Linked DNA regions of Homo sapiens: regions 1 and 3 are each linked to region 2. Evidence: chromatin contacts called from ENCODE Hi-C or POLR2A ChIA-PET data. All regions are on one chromosome and are shown on one strand. The core of a region is the stretch at or near the end of the contact, and the rest is flanking DNA. Distances in the headings are between cores, read along the strand shown.

Evidence for each region. Hi-C counts contacts between places; a loop is a spot of excess contacts on that map. ChIA-PET counts read pairs that join two places held with the same protein, here RNA polymerase II (POLR2A). Pooled maps may share reads with other maps.
Region 1: a loop to region 2 is called in a map of CD4-positive, alpha-beta T cell, with 16 times the contacts of the local background. The contact joins the enhancer-like site here to the promoter of RSBN1 in region 2. A Hi-C loop is called at or near these places in 8 of 168 maps with a recorded cell type or tissue (CD4-positive, alpha-beta T cell, CD4-positive, alpha-beta memory T cell, cardiac septum and 4 more), 8 of 37 single-sample maps with no recorded cell type and 20 of 50 pooled maps. POLR2A ChIA-PET finds 5 or more read pairs at or near these places in 3 of 52 experiments (RWPE1, WTC11 and activated CD4-positive, alpha-beta T cell).
Region 3: a map of naive thymus-derived CD4-positive, alpha-beta T cell shows a loop between it and region 2 (4-fold over the local background). The contact joins the promoter of DENND2C here to the promoter of RSBN1 in region 2. A Hi-C loop is called at or near these places in 1 of 168 maps with a recorded cell type or tissue (naive thymus-derived CD4-positive, alpha-beta T cell) and 7 of 50 pooled maps. POLR2A ChIA-PET finds 5 or more read pairs at or near these places in 2 of 52 experiments (HEK293 and MCF 10A).

Annotation. Positions count from the first base shown.
Region 1 is chr1:113,139,225-113,142,323 of GRCh38, forward strand. No RefSeq gene overlaps it. Among named protein-coding and RNA genes, the nearest start is that of LRIG2, 68 kb to the left of the region's middle. RefSeq lists a cis regulatory region at 1,302-2,202 and an enhancer at 1,582-1,751. Within about 2 kb of position 1,752, at least 9 of the 41 ENCODE cell types and tissues checked have a DNase peak (open chromatin) inside an H3K27ac peak, as active enhancers do.
Region 2 is chr1:113,811,144-113,814,555 of GRCh38, forward strand. It overlaps RSBN1 (round spermatid basic protein 1), which reads right to left and starts at 1,333. Exons shown (of 7, transcript NM_018364.5): 1 at 567-1,333. The coding sequence starts at 1,269. AP4B1-AS1 (AP4B1 antisense RNA 1) reads left to right here and starts at 1,469. Exons shown (of 5, transcript NR_125965.1): 1 at 1,469-1,682; 2 at 3,244-3,348. It overlaps PTPN22 (protein tyrosine phosphatase non-receptor type 22), which reads right to left. Exons shown (of 21, transcript NM_015967.8): 21 at 2,668-3,412. RefSeq lists enhancers at 144-673, 398-457, 608-697, 674-1,203, 1,078-1,467 and 1 more.
Region 3 is chr1:114,668,375-114,671,648 of GRCh38, forward strand. It overlaps DENND2C (DENN domain containing 2C), which reads right to left and starts at 1,675. Exons shown (of 21, transcript NM_001256404.2): 1 at 1,609-1,675. It overlaps LOC124904354 (a long non-coding RNA gene), which reads left to right and starts at 2,037. Exons shown (of 2, transcript XR_007066465.1): 1 at 2,037-2,276; 2 at 2,475-2,580. RefSeq lists a silencer at 1,679-1,768 and an enhancer at 1,889-2,048.

The sequences.
Region 1 (3,099 bases), core at 502-3,001, 670 kb before region 2:
GTGGATGGGTAAAGGAAATGGCAATTTCATTTCCTCTGGGCCCTTTGGCCGATCAATGGACTGAACTTTATCCTTGGGGAACAGCTGTGGCTTTTTCATAAATTCAAACATCAGTCTAATTTTCCCAAGGTTCCTCCAGGTTTACTCTAAAGGGAGCCCCTTCTTTGAATTGTTGTTGGTCTGAAGAGGGACCAGCAGCTGCTTGCCTGCAAAAATGTATTGCAGCCTCTGTGGGCATTCCCTGGACACTGCACACACTGCTATCCCCAAGCAGTCACAAACTAGGATGCTTTGATAATGAGAGTTTGAATATTTTATGTATCTTGTTTTCCAATTATACTTAAGAATTCAATAAGCTGAGTAGTGGGAAGCTGAATTACTAGACTGGCAAAGGAATGAACAGAAAAACCTAAAAAATTTAAAAAGAGGATTAAGAAAACTGTCCTTGCTCAGTTTGGGAGCCTGGCTTACTTTTCTTAGTACTCTGCTGTTCCTGATACTGTTCAAGCTGGGGCACTGAAGATCTGGAACCATGTAGCTTGGATTTTCTTCAGACCAAAATACCTCGATGCTCATTTTTTTTTCTTTTTTTTTTTTTTTTTTGAGACAGAGTCTCACTCTGATGCCCAGGCTGGAGTGCAGTGGTGCGATCTTGGCTCACTGTAGCTTCTGCCTCCCGGGTTCAAGTGATTCTCGTGCCTCACCCTCCCAAGTAGCTGGGATTACAGGCACCTGTCACCACATCCGGCTCATTTTTGTATTTTTAGTAGACAGACGGAGTTTTGCCATGTTGGCCAGGCTAGTTTTGAGCTCCTGACCTCAGGTGATCTGCCCGCTTTGGCCTACCAAAGTGCTGGGATTACAGGCGTTGAGCCACCATGCCCGGCCTTGATGCTCATTTTGAACTATCAACTTACCTTCGATGCCTTTGTAGACTCATCCAACTACTTCCCAATAAATGGTCCAGGATTAATGGGTATTCATGTTCAGTGTAGGGCATCTAATTCCAGAAATGTAAGCCAAATTAGCAAACTCTCCTAAAAAGGACATCCTATCTTCTGCTGAGCTGTCTTCCCAAGCTAGCCAACGTGTCTGAATTTGGGCATGAAAGAAGAGGAGCAGATGGGCTGGGGTCTGACATGCAGGGCAAACTGGAGGGTTTTCTTGGCATATTTGTTCTTCAAATCTAGACTTTAGAATATGTGAGAAACAGTGACATTCTCACATTGGTCCCAAGCCATGGAGGAAATCCTGCCCCATTGAGAAGTGGAGACATTTCAGCCCTTGCATATCTCATCAGCAAACCACAGGGTTGGTGAAGGGACTGATGGAGTCCTTTTAAAGGTCTTGTGCCATTTTCTTGCCTTTTTATCTTTTTGTTCAAAGATAACTCTTGTTTTGTTTTCTATCTTGAGGCAAAATTGAAAACTTGGCCTACACATTGGTTTGGGCTAGAACTGGCCTCTAGGTGGCGATTCAGTACAGAGAATGGTGGTGGCTGGCGTCACCTCGAGCCACCATTTCTCAGAGATACCATTATATAAGGGGATTCATGAGAAATCGGGCATCACAATAGAGGGACAGCTTGGCCTTTGTCACTTTTCAAGCTGGGATCCTGAAGAGGTTGGGGTGCATGGGGAGCAGCGAAAGCACCTAGTCTCAAGCAACATAACACGAGTTTAAGGCCCCCACTAGGACGGAGTCCAGAGTAGTCTGGCAACGGTTGCAAGGTTTGGACTTGGCCTGCTAGGAGAGTGAGCCCTGAGCTTCAGGCTTGGTTCCCTCACTCCTGTGAGGCCTCACTCAGGCTCACAGCCCCTGATGGAGCACTCAGCTTGGCGGCTGCCTGCCCGAGGTCTCCAGAAAAGGCAGCCAGCTCCTAGTTGAAGTCCTCCCACTTTACTTCCCCTTCCTTCCCCCTGCCACTCCCTCTCTTCTCCTTCACCCCTCCTTCCCTTCTGCCTCCCGTTCCCTCTGCTTCCTCCTTCTTCCCCCTCTTCCCCACCTCCTCACACACCCCATTCTCACCTTCTGCTATTTACAAAGCCCTTTCCCCTGTATGATCTCATTTGCTGCTCACAGACTCCTAGGGAAGAGGGACAGGTTGAGCCCTCCCTCACTCCCTGGCACACTTTGAGGACACAGTGCGGAAGTGCTTATAAAGATCCCGTTATCTGACTGTCACCACCAGCAAATAGTGAGTACCTTAGGGCAACTATTGAATTCAAATTAGTGCATGTTGCTTGGCATGGAGGAGGTCTCAAAATTATTTACTGAATGAATAAATATTTATAGTTGCAAAGAACTGAATCAAGGGACAGTAGGTGGTAGAGTCCATTCTAGAAGTTAGGCTTCATACTTGTAGGACCTACGACATTGCTGCACTAGGTACTAAATATGTCACCATTTTCTAGTAAAAAATACAGTATGTAAGTGCATAAAGGGACCCATGCAGAACTGTTTGCATATCTGGCTCTCAACCACATGAAACTACTCTGGCACCAGTCTGCTGTCTGTCAGGGGACACTAGGAGCTGTGGGTGGATCTAGGGGAGCAGCTGGCCTTTCTGAGGCCTTCCTTAAAGTATGGGATAGACACTGGGCCCCTCAGCTATCAAAACCCTTCTGTCTTTAGCTGATCTAACATATTGAGATAAAAAGCACCACCCAGTTATTACTCATCCCACTCCATTCCAATCCATGAATCAGCACTTTTTGTTTTTTGCTTAAATGTACATATTTCAGGCAGTTTAGGACTCTGCGATGAGACTATATAGGTTCAAATCCTAGCTCTACCACTTCCTAGCTGTTGAGGCTTGGGTAGGTCATTTAACCTCTTTGTGCCTCTATTTCTCATCTTTTAAATGATAAGAGTATTTAACTCATAACATTACTGTGGGGATTTAGAGAGTTAATATATAGAAAACAATGAGAACAATGCCTGGCAATAAGTCAGAGCTAGGAAGTGTTCACCCAATCTCTCGTTACGGTTTCCTGGGTTTGAGAATTGGTTTGTGTTCAACTGATGGAGGCACTTCATGATTTTGTAGAATTCCCTGGAATGCTCTCATTTTAGCTGTGAGGTTTCAACATTTTCCCA
Region 2 (3,412 bases), core at 83-2,582:
AAATAGCTAATATGAAAACTTTAAAATGATTTTTACCTCTAGATTAAAAAGAACCAAGATAAACTGCGTCTGATATTTTACCTTGCAGAAGCTAAGTCAACCAGTGAGTCGTGTAACCTTTATATGAATTCCCTCCTGAAAGACTGGAACCATACCCCTGACTATTCTGGAGCAAGGGAGAGCAGATAACTAAAGCTCTCCAGCAAGCAAAACAAGGAGAAGGGATTTTAGGAACATGCCTTTTCTTTGGAAAGGCATTTTTTAGTACCCCACCTACTAATCTAACGCGGCGCGGAAACCTTGCAGAATTTGAAAACAAATGCTGAGAGGCTCCGGGGGACCGGTAAAGGGATTAGCAACTGACAGCTCGGCCTCGGAGCGAGAAGCCTCAAGTAGTTAGATCAAACCGTGTCAACGATCTGAAATCCAGGGTCCACCCCAGTGAGCTTAGAGAAGTACAGCAGCAGAAGGTAAGCAGGGGTTTGGCGTCTTTCAGTCCTAAAGATGCGGGATATCGGAACTGAGAGAGACCTAGAACCCAAGCCGGGCAGTTTGCCTGCTCTCACCTCTCTTGGGGGCTTTGATCAGAGGCACCCCTCCAGTCCTCTCGCCGTTTTCCTGCTTGTCCTTGTGCTTGAGATCGGTTCCGCAGGAGCTGGGATCACCATCGGGGCCGCGGTGGTGATGGTGCTTGTGCCGCTCCTTGTGGCCCTTATGCTTGGGCCCGGCCGCGCTCACCGTCAGAGGCGAGAAGGTGAAGAGGGCCGAGGTGCTTGGGGCCGGGAGAGGGGCAGCGACAGCGGGCCCGGCGGGTGCCAGCGAAGGTGGCGGCGGAGGCGGCAGGAGAAGAGGCTCAACAGGGCCTGGGACAGTTGGGGCTGCATTCGTTGGCGGCAGCGGCCCAGGATGTTGGCGGCTGCGACGCCGCCGGTGAGGGGGAGCGAGAGGGGGCTCCTGGCTCGGCCGCCCCCGCTTCTCCTGAGACCCCCCACTGCTAGATCGGCGCTGCCGTTTAACTCCCCGCGGGGAGACCCCAGCATGAGGTTTCTCCTTCCCCTCTTTGTCCGGCTCCTCCTGCGCCGCCACCGCCCGTACTACGCGCACCGCTCCGACCTGCGCAGCCATTTCACCCACAAACACACATTTAAATGGCCCGACCGCCCCCCCGTCCGCGCATCGCGCAAGCGCCGCCCGCGCACTGCCCGCTGGGCATTGGAGTCTCTCCTCCGCCCTCCACTTGTCGGCCGTTCTTCGTCCAGAGATGAACATGCCGGAAGCGGCCGTTCCCAGCTTTTCTCCGCAGGCCTCTCCAACCGAGCTTCTATTGTAAAGCACCCTATGCCGCGCAAAGCGTCATGGGAGCTGTAGTTCCGCCGCGCCCCCGCCGCGTCCCCGGCTCTGAGTGGAGGAGTGGAAAGGGAGCGTGCGCGAAGTCACGCTTCTGGCTGCGACGCAACCGCCGCTGGGCGGTGAGTTGCCGCCAACCGCCCTAACGGCCGAAACAATGTTAATGGCTTTCAGAGTCTGGCGGCGCGTTCCCATTATCATCTTCCTGTGACCCTTCCTCATTTTACACGGAGGAGGTGGTCTCCACAGTGATTTTAAATTTAATATTTCTCTCATAACCTTTGTGAGATAAAAGAATCTTCATCCTTTTAACTTTGACGAGGGATGAAATGAAGGTGAAAAGAGGATTTAGTAATATGTAAAATAAGGGTGGTTTTGCTGTAAAAATATGATAGGGCCGCAATTCAGAAATGTTTTCAAGCATCTGGGGCATTGCTATGGTTACAACTACAGGCCTACGAAGTCAGGTGCGAGAACTGCTTGGAGTCCTGGTGAGGACGGCCCCTCCTCGCCATCCGGCCACATCCCCTCTAATGCCTGGAAATGTCCAGCATTTATTTTGAATATATCCCTACAGTTGCGAAAAATTGTAGATGGAAAACCACGTTTAAGATTTTTTATAAGTTTTTTTTTTTCAAATCTTAAGGATAAGATTGCATAAATTTGAAAAGTGTGCCTACCGGAGAACACACCAAAAATCATCACTGCTCACTACGGATAGTTGTTGCTCAGAAATTCATTTAGAATTTCATCCTCGCTTTAGCTTTTACCTGGGGTTCTTTTAAGTATTTATTTAGAGACGGGCGGGGCGGGGCTCGGTGTCTCAGGCCGGTAATCCCAGAGCTTTGGGAGGCCGAGGCGGGAGGATTGCATGAGGCCAGGAGTTCCAGATCAGCGTTGGTAACATAGTGAGCCTCTGTCCCTACAAAAGTATTTTTTAAATTATCTGGGTGTCGTGACACGCGCCTGTAGTCCCAGGTACTCGTGAGGCTAAGGTGGGAGGAGTGGTCGCACCACTGCACTCTGGCCTGGGTGACAGATCTAGACCCTGACTCTTAAAAAAAAGAGACAAGGTCTCGCTCTGTTGACCAGGCTGGCCTCCAACTCCTGGGCTCAAGGAATGAGTAGCTGGGTCTACAGATGCACTCATGGTGCCCTAAGTAACTCATGGTTACCTAGAATTCTTTTAGTATATTTGTTTATTGATAAAGACATTTGGAAGTAATTGATTACAATGATATATACTCAGCAGATAAAATTACTGTGGTTTGATTTCACTAGTTTCTGGAGAAGTATTACCTAAACACTACTGCAATGAAGTCAGTTTAACAACCAAAAAGTTTATTGAGTGTCTGTTGGATACATTGTACTACAAGAGACAGATAATAATACTTCATTCAATTTGCCCTATTGGACTTCCAAATGAAAAATACTGAAGAACAAATGATGTTTAAACAATACTACATGTTTCTAAAAGTTATAAATAAAGTTATTTAAATAAAAATATTTTTAATGCATTAGGGGAAGTCAGGTGGATTCTTTGTAAAAACAATTACCTGCCAATTTATTTACTACATAAAATTAGAGTTGAACTAGATTTTCTTATGGCAGATCCATATTCATATAGAAATTCATTTTAAACTAGTATTTCTGATTGGTTAGATAAAAATTGCACATGATCTGAAAGATCCTGTATAAACATATACAATTTATATCTTTTGCTACCAAAAGATAGCTATTATATTTCATTGATTACTTTTCTAGAATTGGTAATTTAATGACTTTGGTTAAAACTTATCAGGATTTCAGTTGAATTCCTTGTTACATTCAAATAATTGTCATTATTTGCACATTTTATTCTAATAAATATAATTTCTCATTTTCTTAATATTCCAGTTTTCCACAACATTTGGGAAGATTTACAAGGTATACTCCATTTAGGCAAAAATAACTGTCAGGGAATAGTCATTGTCAAGAGCAGTTTGTATTGCAACCCACAAAGTAAGTTTTTTTTTTAACTTTTTATAGTATATTCTGGCAATGTAGAAATTAGTTGAGATCCAAA
Region 3 (3,274 bases), core at 425-2,924, 860 kb after region 2:
CTAAAATTCTTGCCTATAACTTAAGACTCACTACAGACCATTTAAAAGTAATATAATTTCCAGCTTTAGAAAACTGCTTATTGTCATTAAGAAAAATAAATATTCTTCCTTTATTGCTGCATTTAAAAAACGTACTGCCACATTCAACACACACACACACACACACACACACACACACACCCCAACTAATGAAAGACCAAGACACATAATTACTACATTTCCTGGTTTCTGCCTGGCAAACTCAGAACAGGCCTACAAGTATCCCCAGCAAAAGCCTACAGGTTACAAAACTGCCATTTTCTTTTTTATTTCCCATCTCCCCGCTAAAATCCCTCGCACACATATCCATAGTAAAGAACAAAAACGTCTATAATAAAGGCTGTATGAAAAAATATGGCTATATATTAACAATATTTTGGAAGATTTAAATCTTCCTATAAGCAGCCCGTCAATTCACAAAAACAAATTAAAGTCTTGATTTGGAACAATATTCCCAGCTTACTTTAGCAGGTATCTTAAACTACAACTATTTAGCTAAGACAAAGAAGTAGATTATTTGATTGCTACAGACTTCGCGGTAAATGATTCAGCAACAGTGTATAGATAACACCACTGTGCTATTCTAGAAAATTTCATCAATCATTTAAAAATAGGACACACTCAAACAATGGGGGTCACTTTGTGGGAAAAGTTTAAACAACTTATTTACACAGTAAGCAAGGATCTATCACTTTATCTAAAACACTGCAGAAGAATCACTAGCTTTAGGGTAAACGTTTGTAAAGTGCCTACTATGTACCAGGCAAGTAGTAGTTGCTTCACAGAATATACACGCTCCACACGCACGTTCAAATATCTGACATTTGTAGAATACTGTCACTCATCTGATTTGACCCTGAGAATACCCATAGGCATGAACTTGCCAGTTTCACAGTTACGGAAAGAGAGGCCCAGGAAGTTAATTTGGCCGAGGTATCACATCTGGTTCCGCGGGTTCTGGCCCTAGACTTGAGCCTTTTGACTCATAATCTAATCATCAGCTGCTATACAGCTCTAGTTACTCAAAAGCTCTTAGGTGTTCCACTGTCAGACTTTTAAATTAAAATTCTACTTGACAACTTTCGGTATTGTGCGTATTAGATGCTGTTAAGAATCAAAACACCAAAAAAAGCAAAATATTGTTTGGAAGTGCATCGTCCCAGCATGTCGAAGTTCAAGCTCACTGGCTAATTTTGGAGAAAGCCCGCGTTTCCCCAGGCTGCCGGGCGCTCCCTCCCTCTTCCCCAGCAGAGAGCGGCGCCCAGCCTAGGGGTCCCCAAGCCCCTGAGGTAGCGAGGAGGTCTTCAGCCAGGCTCCGCCACAACCCGTGCGGCCACGAGAGGACGTCCCAAAGCTGGGCCCAACAACCGGTTGCTCCTCCGGACGGAGGAGGTGCCGAGACAGCGGGGCGCGGAGACACCACCTCCGCCAGCTCGGCTCGCACCGTCCGAGGACTACGCCGCGGCGCCACAGCCCCGCACCCGACGCCCAGAAGGGTGATGCCGACAGCCCCGAGAGTCCGAAGCCCCTGCGGCTTAAAACCCCGCGCCGAATCACCCCGACTCTTACCTGTCTGTACCTCAACGTTGTCTCCTGTGGCCAAGCTAGTCTCCCGGGTATCACTCGGGTCCGCTCCGTCCCGCCCCCGCAGGCCCTGCCGAAGGCCCCGTCCCGGCTGCAGCCCCACCCCCTAGCCCCGCCCTCCCTGGCAAGGCTCAGTTCTTATTGGCTCCTATTCCCACCCCTCACGCTATGCCCGCCTCCGACACCGCCCCGGCCGGCGGTGAGGGGAACCACCACGCCTCAAGTCCGCTGTATGGCCAGAACCTTGCCAGGACCTCGGTCACTGCAGTTCCAGCAGGCGGGCGACCAGTGTCACCGTCGTCCGGCCAAGCCCTCGAGCCAGAGCTCCATCGCCTTCGCCTGCCGTCGCATCGGCCCCACGGAGACGGCCCTATGCTTCATGTGAAGGTTTACTCTTCACAACTACTCAACAAGATAAAGCCTGGCTTAATCAGGGAATCCAAGCACTGTTTCCTAGGCTGACCTCAGTGAGCAAACAATTGCACTACGGTGCCAACTTGAAACGTCAAGAGAAGCAAATAACTCTCGCGGCACCTCAGGCTTGGAATCTCAGAACGGGGGTGCCTTGATACTCCCAGTGCGTGAGGTCAGCCCCCACGCCCTGTTGAGACACACATGCCTAAGCGCTCCGCCTGCAACACGCTCTTGCTTAGGTATGTGCGTGGTGTTGTGCCTACTGCAAGCTGTAACCCAGTTTCACCGAGGCTGCGGGACAAGGATCAGTTGAGCCTGTTTCCCAGGCACTCGCTAACCACCCCACCCCGCCTCGCCCCGCCCCACCCCACCCCACCCCACCCAGCCAGAGCCTCTTGGGTCTGGTGACCAAACTCTTCCTACATTTGTTCACACAGAGGTACCAAAATAGAAGACTACCAGAAAGAGAGGTGTTTAGTTACGTATCACGGATGACTGTCACAAGCAAACTTAACCCAAACAATAAAGGTAGCATATCCCAAACCGTTGTGAAACTATCACCTGTAGACAGTAAAACAGAAATTACATTCTATGATGGGGGAAAAAAAAGTAATGACATACTTAAAAAAAATCATGTCCCAATGAGGAAATAAATGTGGATATTGTTTGTAGTAAATTTTGCACACTGATCATTATGGGCTTCCCCCACCAAAAAAAAAAAAATTCTTATATAATGTGTCTATCTATTTATTTATTGAGACAGGGTCTCTTTGTGTCACTCACACTGGAGTGCGGTGGCCCAATCATAGCTCACTTGAAGTCTCAACTTCCTAGGCTCAAAGAATCGTCCCACCTCGGCCTCCCAAGCAGCTAGTATTATAAGCATGCACCACCACCCCCGGCTAATATTTTTATTTTTATTTTTTTGTAGAGACAGGGTCTCGCTATGTTGCCCAGGCTGGTCTCCAACTCCCGAGCTCAAGCAGTCCTCCTGCCTCAGCCTCCCAAAGTGCTGGGATTACAGACATGAGCCACTGCACCCAGCCCAGAAATGTATTTTTTGACCCCTGCATTCAGGAAGATTATTTGGCAAAATAAGGCAGGTTGAATTCCAAGTATCACGTATGAAACCAAATTTATAGATTAATAAATGAATTCACATGTATGTATTCTACTGCCCTCTCATGGGTAAGATGGAGATATACATAATGGTAGTTAATGCCCTTTGAAGTCTGAG